Regions from separate parts of the Homo sapiens genome. Here region 2 is linked to region 1. A link is an interaction called in ENCODE POLR2A ChIA-PET data of the cell type or tissue named here. Cell type or tissue: HCT116. All regions are shown on one strand. Each heading gives the region's core, and the rest is flanking DNA. Links, peaks and the distances in the headings are about the cores only.

Evidence for each region. Peaks named below come from ENCODE experiments on the same cell type or tissue, not always from the same donor. Only the 100,000 strongest peaks of a DNase experiment are listed, where the experiment ranks them.
Region 2: POLR2A ChIA-PET joins it to region 1 with 5 read pairs; 3 of 35 experiments call an interaction of 5 or more read pairs at or near these places.

The regions. Positions count from the first base shown.
Region 1 is chr10:100,652,502-100,660,794 of GRCh38, reverse strand. No RefSeq gene overlaps it. Among named protein-coding and RNA genes, the nearest start is that of PAX2, 89 kb to the left of the region's middle. In HCT116, for the core only: no CTCF peak of the experiment used is centred there; a DNase peak (open chromatin) is centred at 4,065; H3K4me3 peaks cover 544 bases.
Region 2 is chr10:100,836,185-100,840,616 of GRCh38, reverse strand. No RefSeq gene overlaps it. Among named protein-coding and RNA genes, the nearest start is that of SLF2, 75 kb to the left of the region's middle. In HCT116, for the core only: no CTCF peak of the experiment used is centred there; no DNase peak of the experiment used is centred there; H3K27me3 peaks cover 492 bases.

The DNA of each region.
Region 1 (8,293 bases), core at 2,012-6,011:
ATCCCCTTCATCAGCCCACCTACCATCACAGGCCCCCAAACCTCATCCACACTCTCCAAGTGGGCTGATTTCCTTGAGCTGAGCCTGCATCTGTATAATGGGGAGAATATTTGTAAAAGACTCATGGGCTTGCTGAAATGATGATTTTATGAGATAATGCGGGTCACCGGCTTAGCACAGAGCCTGGCATGCATGAGCACTCCCCAGTGTTAGCTGTTGACTTTAGCTGGGAGGAAATAATCGAGTAAACTCCCCACACCAGGCTCGGGACTGCCTAAACCTCTCAGTGACCTTCAGGATGATCTGTTTTTCATAGGATTTGCTTGAGAAAGGCCCAGCCCAGCCCGAGTGATTGAAACTCAAATGGGAGGAAAAGATCTCCCAAGAAAGCCTGCTTGTTTGTGTTCTCACCTATCCCCTCCTACCCCGCTCCCATACCTCATATACCTGTTTGTCCACTACTCTCCCTCAAAGTGGGTCTGGAGTGTGTGGAAGGAGGGAACTGGACAACGTTCTCCCACCCACTGCCTTCCTTCAGTAAACCTCTCCTAAGGTGGAGATAGGTTAATCTGGCTTTGGAATGGAGTGTGGGTGGGGTCTTGGGGCCCTGGGAGCTGAAATTTCTCATGAAAGGACAAGAAGAGGGCTCCCCTTCCCACAGATTCCTCCGTTTCCACTGGAAACTCAAGGAGTCAAAGGAAGATGGGGAAAAGGCCACGTCTTAGGGAGAGGAAGTGGCATAGGAGAGCTGGGTGTAAGCCTCGTACTCCCATCTGCCCCTCTAACCTCCCTGGTTGGGGGTAGGAGGCGTCTGGGGGTGGACGCTGGGGAAAGAGAGATACCCTCTGTCCCACTCCCTGAGCCTCTCCTTCCAAACCAGGGTCGGGCCGGCGGGCTTCCGGGAGGAGGTGTCAGGGCTGCGCTCTCTGGGGCCGACAGGCGGGAGCGCACGGGCACGCGGCTCCTCTGAGAATCCCCGTCACCGCCGAAATCGCCGAAATTGGCTGCAACTAGTAAAGATGCCAGGAATTTGCACCTTGCTCTGTGACCTAAAGCAAAAATGACATGAACATTGACAAATTTGACAAGGAAATTTGTGCAAAAAACAACTTCTATTTGGCTAGCCAAGCAGCAAATATGCCGGATGATACGCTTTATTAAGCAATCCATTTCTCAGCAATAGCGGCGCCATCTGCAAAGGTTACCGCGCATCAGGCTCGGCACAGAATTTCATCTGCGTCTGCAGTCGGGGCCGCACGCGGACACATTTTTCATGTACATGCGATTCCGGATGCAAATAGAATCCGTGATGAAGGAGGTGACCTTCCGGGCGGAGCCGCGCGCGCTAAAGTCACGCGCAGGCCCGCGGGGAGCGGGCGGGGCAGGCGAGCGTGAGGCACTGCGTGGGTCTGGGGCTGAGGCTGGACCACCAGGGGGTGAGGGAGGGGTCAGAAGCGCGGGTCGTTGGGGGAGAGATCACAGATCTTTGGGTCTTTTCGTTGGAGGTCTGGAAGGAATTTAGGAGGGCATTGGCTCAACCCTCTCACAGATGTGGAAACTGAGGCCCAGCACGGGAAAAGGTCTTGGCCAAGGTCATACAGGTTAGTAATGGTAGGACTGAAGCTAGGCCCGGGGAACCTTGACTTTCAGTCCAGCCGGCAGGCAGGACTCAAGAGTGCAGTGGTTTATATATCTGGGTTCAATTGTTTCATTACTGCTAACTGTATAACTTTTGAGCCAATCAATAAACCTTTCTGCGCCTTCGTTTCCTGTTCTGTCAAATGGAGATATGCTATTGCCCACCTCATAGACTGGTTATGAGGACTGAGTCAATACGCATAATAATAATATAATAATAATGTGTGGCCAGGCATGGTGGCTCACGCCTGTGATCCCAGCACTTTGGGAGGCCGAGGTGGGTGGATCACTTGAGGTCAGGAGTTCGAGACCAGCCTGGCCAACACGGTGAAACCCCATCTCTACTAAAAATACAAAAATTAGCCGGGCATGGTGGCACACGCCTGTAATCCCAGCTACTCGGGAGGCTGAGGCATGAGAATCACTTGAATCCAGAAGACAGAGGTTGCAGTGAGCCAAGATCTCACTACTGCACTCCACTCTGGGCAACAGAGCAAGACTCTGTCTCAAAACAAACAAGCAAATGGATAATGTGGTGCCTTGTTCTTGGGTTAGTCCAGGCTCTCTTTAAGGTAATCTTATGAAAAACAGGCAATCCTAAAAGCTGACTTGCAAGGGGAAGGCACTGAATGGAAAGCTCTTGTGGAGGCAGAATGGGTATAGGTGGGGAGAAATGGGTGAGTCACAATGGGGTGGTGGCAGATGCCTTATCTCTCTTAGAAGGAAGTCCCCTGCTCCCTTCTCTGCTCCCTCCACCCCCTCTTTATTTTACCCCATTTTACAGCCACCTCCCCATGAAAAGAAATAAATTGCATCTTCGTTTCTTACTCCCAGTCTTGTTCAGTTATTCACATCTACTCCAATTTGGCTTGTGGTCCATTGGGACCCCAAGGTCTGTCTGTCTTTCATGATTCCCCATCATGCTTGTGCTCTCAGTTATTGTTCATTCTTTTTGGTTTTCTATTGAGTGAGGGGTCACTCAGGGAGGTGCTGTGCTTCTCACTGATAAAGCCACCCCAATGATGACGTCTCCTTCTCCCACCATGAGTGGCCTAACCCCCACACCTTTGGTAACAATTTCTGATTTCAGATAAAATTCCACTTCTCTCACTGGTCTACATTACTCACTCTCATGATTTTCCTTTTCTCTAAAGTCCCTCCACTCCCTTCCCAACTAAGACTAGTACACTGATGGTACATAAAGAAATTATGGTGTTAATTTTACTCTCTGGTGGTCCCCTCACCCCCACCTCCCCAGCTTAGGGTCCCTCTCTACAGTTCTTAAAACTCCTAGGGAGAGTTCAAGCACCAGTGCCCACCCCTCGACCCCAGTGTTTTTGGAATGGACAAGGTTTACTGCTCACTGGGTCTAGTTCCTCTGTGATTCTTGCACCCTGCCTCCCCACCATCCTCCATACAGTTCTCAAACCCACAGCACTGCCCCCCAACGCCCATAACTATGGGGAAGGTTTGGAGTATGACAGACCTGGCCTCCAAGGTAAGCTTCCAAACCTAGCAACACTGTGATCTTAAGCCAATCAACCTCTCCGAACCTCATTTTTCTCATCTGCATAATGGGGGATATTGATAGTAACAACCTCTAAGGCTGTTGGAAGGTTTCCACGACATAAAATATGATAAATCAATCATTAAATAAATGGATTTCTGCTTCTATTTCCATTTGGCTTCCCCTACTCTCAGCGGCTGTGCAATCTCTCCATCCCTTTGCCACCCTCCACCCCGTAAGTTTATTTTGTTTGTTTGTTTGTTTGTTTGTTTTTTCCAAAGGGCCAGGTTTTCAACCAAATGAAGATCCAATCCTACCCCAAGTCCTCACCTCGGGACTCAACCTGGATTATGGAACAGAAGTCAGAGATATGTTTGTTGGTTTGTTTAACCTTCATGAAGCACCTACAAAGTGTTAGCTGAGATGAGCTCTCATCTATCCCCACCTCTACCTCCAAAGTAGCTGCAGGCACAGGTCAGCCACGCCAGGAGGTGGTACTGGAGTGCCCTACCTCCTCCAAGTACCCTGAAGCATGGCAGCTGAGGTCTTGCCTCTGGCAAGAGATGATGGAGCGGGAAACCACCAGAAAACATTCTAGAGGTAGAAGGAGGGCCCATCTGCGGCCTTCGCTCTCCTGCTGTCCTTTCCTCTCCATCTTCTTTCCACCCCCAACAAACCCCCCCCACCCTCCGCCTCTAGGGTTCGCGTCCAGCTCGAGGATTCCTTGACCGCCCTGTGCAGCAGTTTCGCAAGGCCACCTCGGGGGCGGGTGCAGGAGGAGGTGCCCGCAGGGCAGAACAGCCCTTCCGCAGCACCTCTTAGGTAGGGAACCCCCAAACCCTAGCCCCAGCGCCCTGCAGTTTCTCGCCAGGCCAGAAGGCCGGTGGGGCGGGGCCTGGGGCGAGGGGCGGGGCCCCAGTTCTGCCCGCCCCTTCGCCCGCCGCTGCGCCCCGCCCGCCGCGGCCCTAGCCGGCCGGCCCGCCCCTTCCCCCGGCCCGGGCACGCTACAGTAATCCAGAATGTGTATTTCTGCAGATGATTAAATCAATACAATCCTGACAGGACTTGTTGGAACATGCTTCTTTATTTTGCGCAATTCCTTCCCCGCGTCGCCGGCATTTATCACCTGCTCGGCTGTCAGCGCCGAGATTGTGCGGGGCGAGGGCGGGGCGGGGTGGGGTGGGGGAGGGAAGCTCCGGGGGGTGGGGGCTGGGACCCGAGGCGGGCGGAGCGGACCCGCCGCCACCCTGCACCCACGCCAACGAATAAACTTAGGGGTCGGGCTGTGCCCCCAACCCACGCACTGCCCGCGCCAGTCTCCCTCTGTCCGGGTGGGTGAGGGCGGAGGACAGGGAGACGGGATGGGGCCGGGAGGCAGGGGAGGCCGCAGAGGCAGGAAGCCAAGGGCCGCTCCCGTACACCCCTTTACACGCCGAGCCCCCACTCGAGGTCACAGCCCCGGCGAACGAGACTCCCGCGAATCCTCTCACCCTCCTCTGACCTTGGTCCCTGCAGCTGGGGACCCTTGGAGGTGGGATGGGGGAGAGGAGAATGGGGCTCCACTGCCCTGGGGATCGGTGGACCTCGGCCCGCTGGCCAGGGAGAGAAGGATGGAGGTTTGAGGCAGGAAGAGGAGGAGAAGGGTAAAGAAGAGCAGGGGGAAGCGGAGGACAACTTGGAGGAAGCAGGGGAGGAGGGAGGAGAGCAGAAAAGGGAAGAGGAAGGCTGGAGGGCGAGGAAGAGGAGGAGGGGAGGCAGGCAAGGAGGAGGACGAGGAGGAAGGCTCGGAAGCGGTGGCGGCCGGTGACAGGTGCCTCGCGGTGGCGGCCCTCGGCAGACGTGATTGCCGCGGTGGCTGCGCGCCGGAGCGTGACTTTACAACTAATCCTGTTTGTAAGTTATTATTTATCTTCAGGAAAGTTTGTCAAACTTGGGCTTTGATTTTTCGCCCTGATTTCCCTCTTGTGGCGCGCTCTCGCACGCGCTCCCATATAATTTATGACTGCCTCTGGTCCTGATGACAGATTATTAAAAGTAGAATTAGTTTTTCGCGCAGAATTTTTCCACTGGGAATTGGGAAGGCAGCGCTCTCCGCGGAAGGTCTCCGGCGAGGTCTCCATTACTAATAGAAGTTTTTTGATGGGGTGAGGAGACTAATGATTTGAATTTACTGTGGCAGCAGTCACGTGGGCGGGAAGGCATCAGCCGAAGAGACAAGAGGTTAACTTTCTCCCTGTGGAGAGGTTTATTGGATTGTTTAGCAGCAGAAGGATAATGTTTTTGTCATAGACTGCTGGTGCCGCGCTGCAGTGCGGTGGCCGCCAGCGCCGGGAGAGGGGAGAGGGGAGAGAGGGGGAGGGGGGAGCCGAGGAGACCGCGAGAGGCAGACAGACCGACGGACGCAGGCCGGGCGAGCCAGGGAGCTGCAGGGGCACCCGCACGGAGACACAGCGAGGCGGGGGAGGGCGACAGAGGCAGAAGGACTCCAGAGAGACCGAGACGCAGAGTGACAGACAGAAAGACAACAGCCCCAAGAAACACTGCAGAGAGAAAGAGGGGAGGGCTAGGGGAGCGACAACCAGAGGGCAGAACCACAGCGCGACAGGAAGGAGTGCAGGGGCGGGAGGGCCGCTCCCAGCTGCCAGGGACTAGAGAGAAGGCCCAGGAGGAAGACGGGGGCCCGGGGACGTCCAGGGCCGCCGTCGAACCCCGGGGTGAGGGGCGATGGTGACCCCAGGGCCGGGCCGCTTCCACCCGGGCTATCTGCCTGGGTTTCCGGGAGGCGCAGGCCGCGCCGGCGTCACCAGTCCCGCCGGGGTGGGCCAGTCGGGACCCGCGGGAGGGGGCTAGGGGGGGTGGGGAGTCGCGCGGCGACGGCGGCGGCGGCGCGTTCACCTGGCCGTGCGCTCGGAACTTGTACTCCCAGCATGCCTCGACAACATGGGAACCGGAGGGGAGTCGCTGCGCAGCTGAGAGCCTCGGCTTAATCTTATGCACCATTAAGCACTCAGCAGCAAGCCCGTCCTGTTCATATACATCATCCACGCTTAATAAACATAATGATGACATAAGATGTAATTCTAGATGAATTTTCATTTTATAGGGAAATGGAGAATTCCTGTAGAAGGGAAAAAAAGTAAATTATCTGGGAAGTGCAAAATAAATGATGTTGCTCCCAGAGATGAATAGAGGTGTTAGAGGGAGAGAGGGAGAGGAGGAAGGAGGGAGGGCGGGAGCGAGGGGAGAGAGAGAAGGAGAGACACAGAGACAAGGAGAGATAGAGTCACACAGAGAGACAGAGACGGGGCAGAGAACGCCACGCGGGTGTGGGGGTGGGGCGGGCTGCGGCGACGTGGGGGAGGAACCCGGAGGGCTGGAGGCGGCAGGCGTCTGGGTGGGAGCCGCGGGGGGCCGGGGCCAGCGTTTGGCGGAGGGGCCGAGGGCTGGGGGCGGCAGCGGCCCGGGCCGAGGCGAGGGTGACGGTGACGGACGGGGCCGGGCCGGGCGGCTCATTCATCAAGGGAAGGATCAGGGGCCCGCGGAGTCACTTACGGGCGGAAATTGAATTCTGATGAAAGCGCGGAGAGGCGAGGGCGGGGGAGCGAGGACCAGGCTGGGGCAGAGTTCCCAGACTTGCTAAGGGGGAGGGAGAAGGGCCCGCAGAGACTTTCCAGATTGAAGTCCACGCCTCCTTCCTGTCTGGAACCCACCCGACCCCCACCCGCATGCCCAGTCACCTCGCAGGGCTGTCCTGCCCGGCTTGGGAAAGTGGTGAGGCCTGAGGATGAGGCCAAATCTAGTGGAAGCCCTCTCCCTGTGGATTTTGACTGCCAGGTGCCCTGGTCTGACCAGGGAATGGCTGTGGGAACGGGGGATGAGGTCAGAGAAATAAAGGGGGCCCTTCAGTGAGAGAATTAGAGGGAAAGGGGGTAAGAATAGTTAATGGAGATTTGGTGGTGGAACTTCAATGAGTCAGGGAGGGGAAGGGCAGCTACATGGAGGGGGTGCAAAAGGGTCAGGGTAGTTAATGGAGGAAGCCAGGGAGAGGGTCTTGGGGGCTAAAGGGATATGGTGGAGGGTCGGGTGAAGGGCTTGGGGAATCCCTGGTGGGAGGGACAGTGTAGCTAATATGGAAGGCTGGCCGGGGAGAGGAGAAGTGGGGCTGTCAGCATATTAACTGCAGAGACTTCCCCTATTAAGAGGGAAGCACCTGGTGAATGAAAACAGCAGCCTGGATAACACTGACAGGGGTCCCGGGATGGATATGGGGAACCCCCCAGGACAGCATGGGGCACAGTCAGTTCCATCCAGCGTCTCCCCCTGTGAATGGGGACCTCTCAGCTGGCAGGAAGACCCCAAGCTTCTCCTGCTAAGGGAATGAGGTGGACAGTTTCTGCTGCCCCAGGCAGAGAAAGAAGATAAAGACAGGAGCCATGGAGAACTGGGGCTGGGGTTTAATTCTGCTGGGTTGGGCGAGGGAGAGGGGCTCCAAACAGGAGCCTCCCCCAACCCCCGCCCCCCGGGCACATGTGTCCAAATCCACCCTAACTCTCCACATGCTCTGCAGTCCGCCACTAGCTGGTCCACAAAGCCTTTGCGAACTGCTCCTTCCCCTCACTCAGGGGTACTCAAAGCCTGGTGCCCAAAGAGAATGGAGCCCAGCAGGTCTGGTCTGCAGCAGGTAAAGAGAAGGGACAAGAAATTCCTGTTGCAGAGGCAGAGAAATCATGCTCCAGGAGTCACTGTGCTGCCGGTAGTCATGGTGAGGTCCAGCATGAAAGCCTTAGAGAAAATGGCATTAAATCTGGCTTGATGGGCTTTAAGACCCCAACCCGCAGAAAATGGGATGGGGTAAGGCTAATGGTGGCATCTGAGGTAGAAGAAAGAGCATGGACAAAAGAGGGAGAGAACCAGCTCATGTTCCTATTTGCTTGGGTGGGGCTCAGGAGGGATATGGAGGGGCTGGGGGAGGCATCATTGAGAACCAAGGACAGAAAAGCAGGTTGAGGGGGAAGGGAACTTCCTATTGTGAAGGGCTTGTTCTGTCTGATAGCAGAAGGAATACAGGCTTTATTGTTTGAGGAGTGGGGAACCATAGATGGTTTCTGAACTATGGGAGAAGAAGTTACAGTTGTGGTTTGGGCTGAT
Region 2 (4,432 bases), core at 1-4,000, 180 kb before region 1:
AAATGTAAGCAAATAAGAATATATATTCATATCCATCCTTTCTTTCTTAAACACTTGCCCATTACACACATTTTAATCCACCTTAATATTGACCTTTTAAAAAATGTATGTCTAGGAATATGTCACTTGTTTATCCTTTGGCTCAACCTGCTCCCTGGTTTTTTTCTCACTGGTTTGTCACACACTTCTAAAAGCAGATACCCAATGACAAGAGCAAGAATGTGCTTTAAAGGCAGATGTGGATCTGAGTCTGAATTCCAGCTCTGCCCTTTACTTGCTATGTGACTTTAGACAAATATGTTTAATCTCTCTGGGTCTCATTGTCTTCATCTGTAAAACGAATAAGATAAAACCTTCTTCCTTGGGTTATGGTGAATAATCTGCAGAAGAACAGTGCCCAGCACATAGTAAAGATCAGATATGTGAGTTGTTTTCAATTGTGTTACTCTGGGTTTTCTTTTATATTCTTGTCAATGTGATGATTCCAAGAATCTTACAAGTACTGAATATGATTTGCCCTATTTCAGCTCCTGAAGGAGCAGACACCTCTCAGGCTAAGTGAACAGTCAAGAGCACTGAAAGGGGTCAGGGCTGCTCAGATAGTATCCACAGTTGGGGGCTGGCTTGCTTTGATCCTGGCCAGCCTAACAGAGCTATGTCCTGTTCTGCAAAGCCACCACCACTTCTTGCCTTCCTTCTTTTCTTTTCCCCTTCCCTTCCCTTTCCTTTCCTTTCTCCTTCCTTCCTTCCCTTCCTCCCTCCCTCCCTCCCTCCCTCCCTCCCTTCCTTCCTTCCTTCCTTCCTTCCTTCCTTCCTTTTTTTTTGTTTTTAGAGTCTCACTCACTCTGTCACCTAGGCTAGAGTGCAATGGCACGAACTCGGCTTACTGTAACCTCCGCCTCCTGAGTTAAGTGATTCTAGTGCCTCAGCCTCCTGAGTAGCTGGGATTACAGGCGTGCACCACCACACCTGGCTAATTTTTGTATTTTTTAGTAGAGACAGGATTTCACCATGTTTGGCCAGGCTGATCTTGAACTCCTGATCTCAAGTGATCCACCTGCCTCAGCCTTCCAAAGTACTGGGGTTACAGGCGTCAGCCACTGTGCCCAGCCCCCAGTTTTCTTTCTCGGCTGAGCTCTTTCCTATCCCAGGCTGCAACATCCTTCCAGAAGCTTCTTCCAGCCTCTGCAGCATCCTGAGGAAGCTTCCTTTTAAACTTGGAAAGGGCTTTCTTACTCTATTCTCAGAGCCCTGGGGCTTAGGTTAAGAGCTCCATCCTCTTCCCTTCCACTGCCTTTGAGGTTTTATGATCATGTGACATCATTACCACACTCTGCCATCATGTGATTGCATCATTATATCGGTAACCATTACTAAGTTAACACAATTACACTGTCAGATTGTCATATCAAGTTGCTGGGTTGTGTGCCTTGTTACAGTCATTTCAACACTACAATATCACTGATTACATGGTTACCTCATTATAGCCCAGTACTGTTAACCTATAGTGCACCGACCCATCATTTCCTGGCTGACAGTAGCAAATTGCCATATGGTTATACTGTTTTTGGATTACATCGTTACAGCCCTACACTACACTATCACTTGTATCTTGGCAGTGATACATCATCTTTACTGTGCTATGGTATTATAGGATTATTTTGGGTTAATACTATACTGTTACTTTGTTACAGAATTAAATTGGCCCATCCAAACTGCAATGCAAAACTGGAGACTAGGAGAGTGGGGCAGGAGGGTATATCTCCCCATTCTACATCCAGAGGCCAATTTACTCCCCTGAGCTACTTCCCTGTAATTCTGTCTATTGGCCATCATGCCCTGGCATGTCAAACTCAGGCACAAATACTCAATATGCAAAGGCATGTCATGATCTCTAGCCCCAAGTTAGCGTCTCTTCTTACCTCTGCTGGTGGCCCATCAGCTGCCAGGCTCTTGGAACACCCTTGGAGGCAATCATCTTTGCCCTATCTCTCCTCCTCACCTTCATAACCAATTGGCAGCCAAGTCCAGATATGCTACCTCAGTGAGGCTACCACCAGGCCTTCTTGGGCCAGACACTTGGAGATGGAGCCCACCCAGCTTACCTGTCCCCCTCTGTCCCTCAGGGAGACTTCCTTATCACAGATCTTCCTTCCACAGGTCAACCTGCATCTCTCTCTCTCTCTCACTCTCACTCCATTTCATCCCCCATCTCATCATTGCACTAGCCTTCTAATAGTCTCCCTGCCTCAAACTTTCCCTTCAACCACCTTGTCTGGCAGCTAGAATTAACTTGTAAATAAAACTTTGCATCAGGTCACCTTAGAAGTAGTCAGTGCCCTCCCCCCAGTTAAGGATAGGAAAATGGTCAAACAGTCTGGCATTGATTGCCCTTCACAAACTGGTCTCCCTGGCCCTCATCTCTCTCATCCAGTCAGTACCCAAGTCTTGTCAGTTCAACCTCCAGCAAATATATGAGTATCAGTTTTGGAAAGTTCCCTTTCCAACTATTACCCAATATTTCCAACTATTACTTCTCCCTTGAACAACCCCATGCTTCAGCCAGCCCATGTTTGCACAGAGCCTGCTTCTTTCAGACCCCACTTCCCTACTCTTCTGGGAAGTCCTCCTAACCATTCTCTCTGCCATTCTACTCTGCAGCCCTCAGCAGCCTCTCCCTCGTCTGAGCCCACAAGGCACAGCTGATTTGGGTCAGTTTGATGGGCTCACAAATATTCTCTGAGGGTTTCTCAGCCTCTAGCCAACCCAGCTTGTCTTGGGCTATCAAGAGAGTTCTGACACTGGGGAACTTGGCCTCAGACAAGGGGGAGAGCCAAGACAGGGCTAGGCAATTCTTCATTCAGTACATTTATTCTGGTATCCATTAAATGCCAGGCTCTGAGAAAAAAGACATTGACTCCACTCTTGTGAAACTTAACATTTTTGTGGAAAGACAGATAATGCACAAGTACTTGCCAGATGACATGTTGATGAATGAAAAAATTTGAGGAGCTGTAAAAGCATATCAAGCAGTCAGGGAGGGCTTCCTGGTGGAGGTGACATTTAATCTGCGATCTTAAGGATCATCAGGAGTTAGTCAAGTGAACGTGGGGATTGCAGGGTAGGAGTACTTCATGCTGAGAGAACAGCCTGTGCAAAGGTCAGAAGGGAGGGGCAGTGGGGCTGGAGCAGAGAGCAAAGGAGCATGCTGGAGGCAAGGCCAGGGCACAGGCTGAAGCTTCGTGGCTTGTAAGTCAAGGGTTTGAACTTGATCTCTTGCAGGCCCATGATGATCCCCAGAAGAGTGTTAAGCTGGATGTTAGTATCAGGGAGGGAGGCAGTGCAGCAGGATGTTATTTGCATTAAAAAAAAAATAACATTAGCCACAAGCAAGAGCCTGAATCAGGAGAGCAGGCAGAGCAGATGATGGCTCAGCCTTGACTGGTGGCAGAGAGCTAGAAGCAAGTGGACCAGATGTGATGTATTTACAGGAGGCTGAACTCTCAGGATTTGGATTTTGATTGGATGGGAGAGATGAGGGAGTGGGAGGAGTCAAGGATAATGATGGGATTCTGGCTTGAGCCATGGAGTGGATGATGGTGCTGTTCTCTCAGATTAGGATCAATGGATGGGACAAAATTGTGCCTTGGGTTCTGCACACATGTTCACCTAGGATGTTTGAGAATAATGACAGGGGAGTGTGGGGAGTTTGGGCCTCACCCAGTCAAGGGGTTGAAGAAGTCTTCCTGGTTGGACTAGCTGATGGCAAGGCCATGACTAAATGTGGCTGAGGGGCCAAGATAGGAGGTTGGGCCTACGACTGGGATCTGGGGGGACCTGAAAGTCAGAGGAGCAGGAGGCCTGGAGGCTTGGAAGGGGACCCAGGGTGGCCCAAGGCTTGGGTGACTCCAGCATTGGTTGGTGACAGACGGCTAGGTTGGGCTGGGCTGCCCTCTCCTCCTCCGATAATTAATCCCGCACGGGGGCCGCGGGCGATGACAGGGCTGTCTAGCGTGCACTTAAGCATTAAATGACCAATTTCTGTCAGACTAACTTCCCCAACCTCCCCATCCCCTCCCCTGCTGCCCACCCCCTGCCTGTACCCCCTCCTCCGCCCCCTGCACTCTGAGTTTTTCAGCAACTGATGGCTCCTGGTTCATTTCTGTGGAATTAATTGGTCCCTGAATGAATTCTGTTGACAGGGCAATTTATCATGTGTTTGGGCTGACAGTGCGGGTGTTGGGGGTAGGGGGTGGGGATATGGACTAGGGGGGACGGGATGAGGGGGAGGAGGGGGTTTGAGTTGGGGTGAATATTGACCCTAGATGGTACCAATGCAAGGGCTTGGGGTACCATAGAACACCCCAATTGTGGCTTCATCCTTGGCTACACATCCTGACCTCACAAGTTTAAGAGAAAACCCCAAATTGGA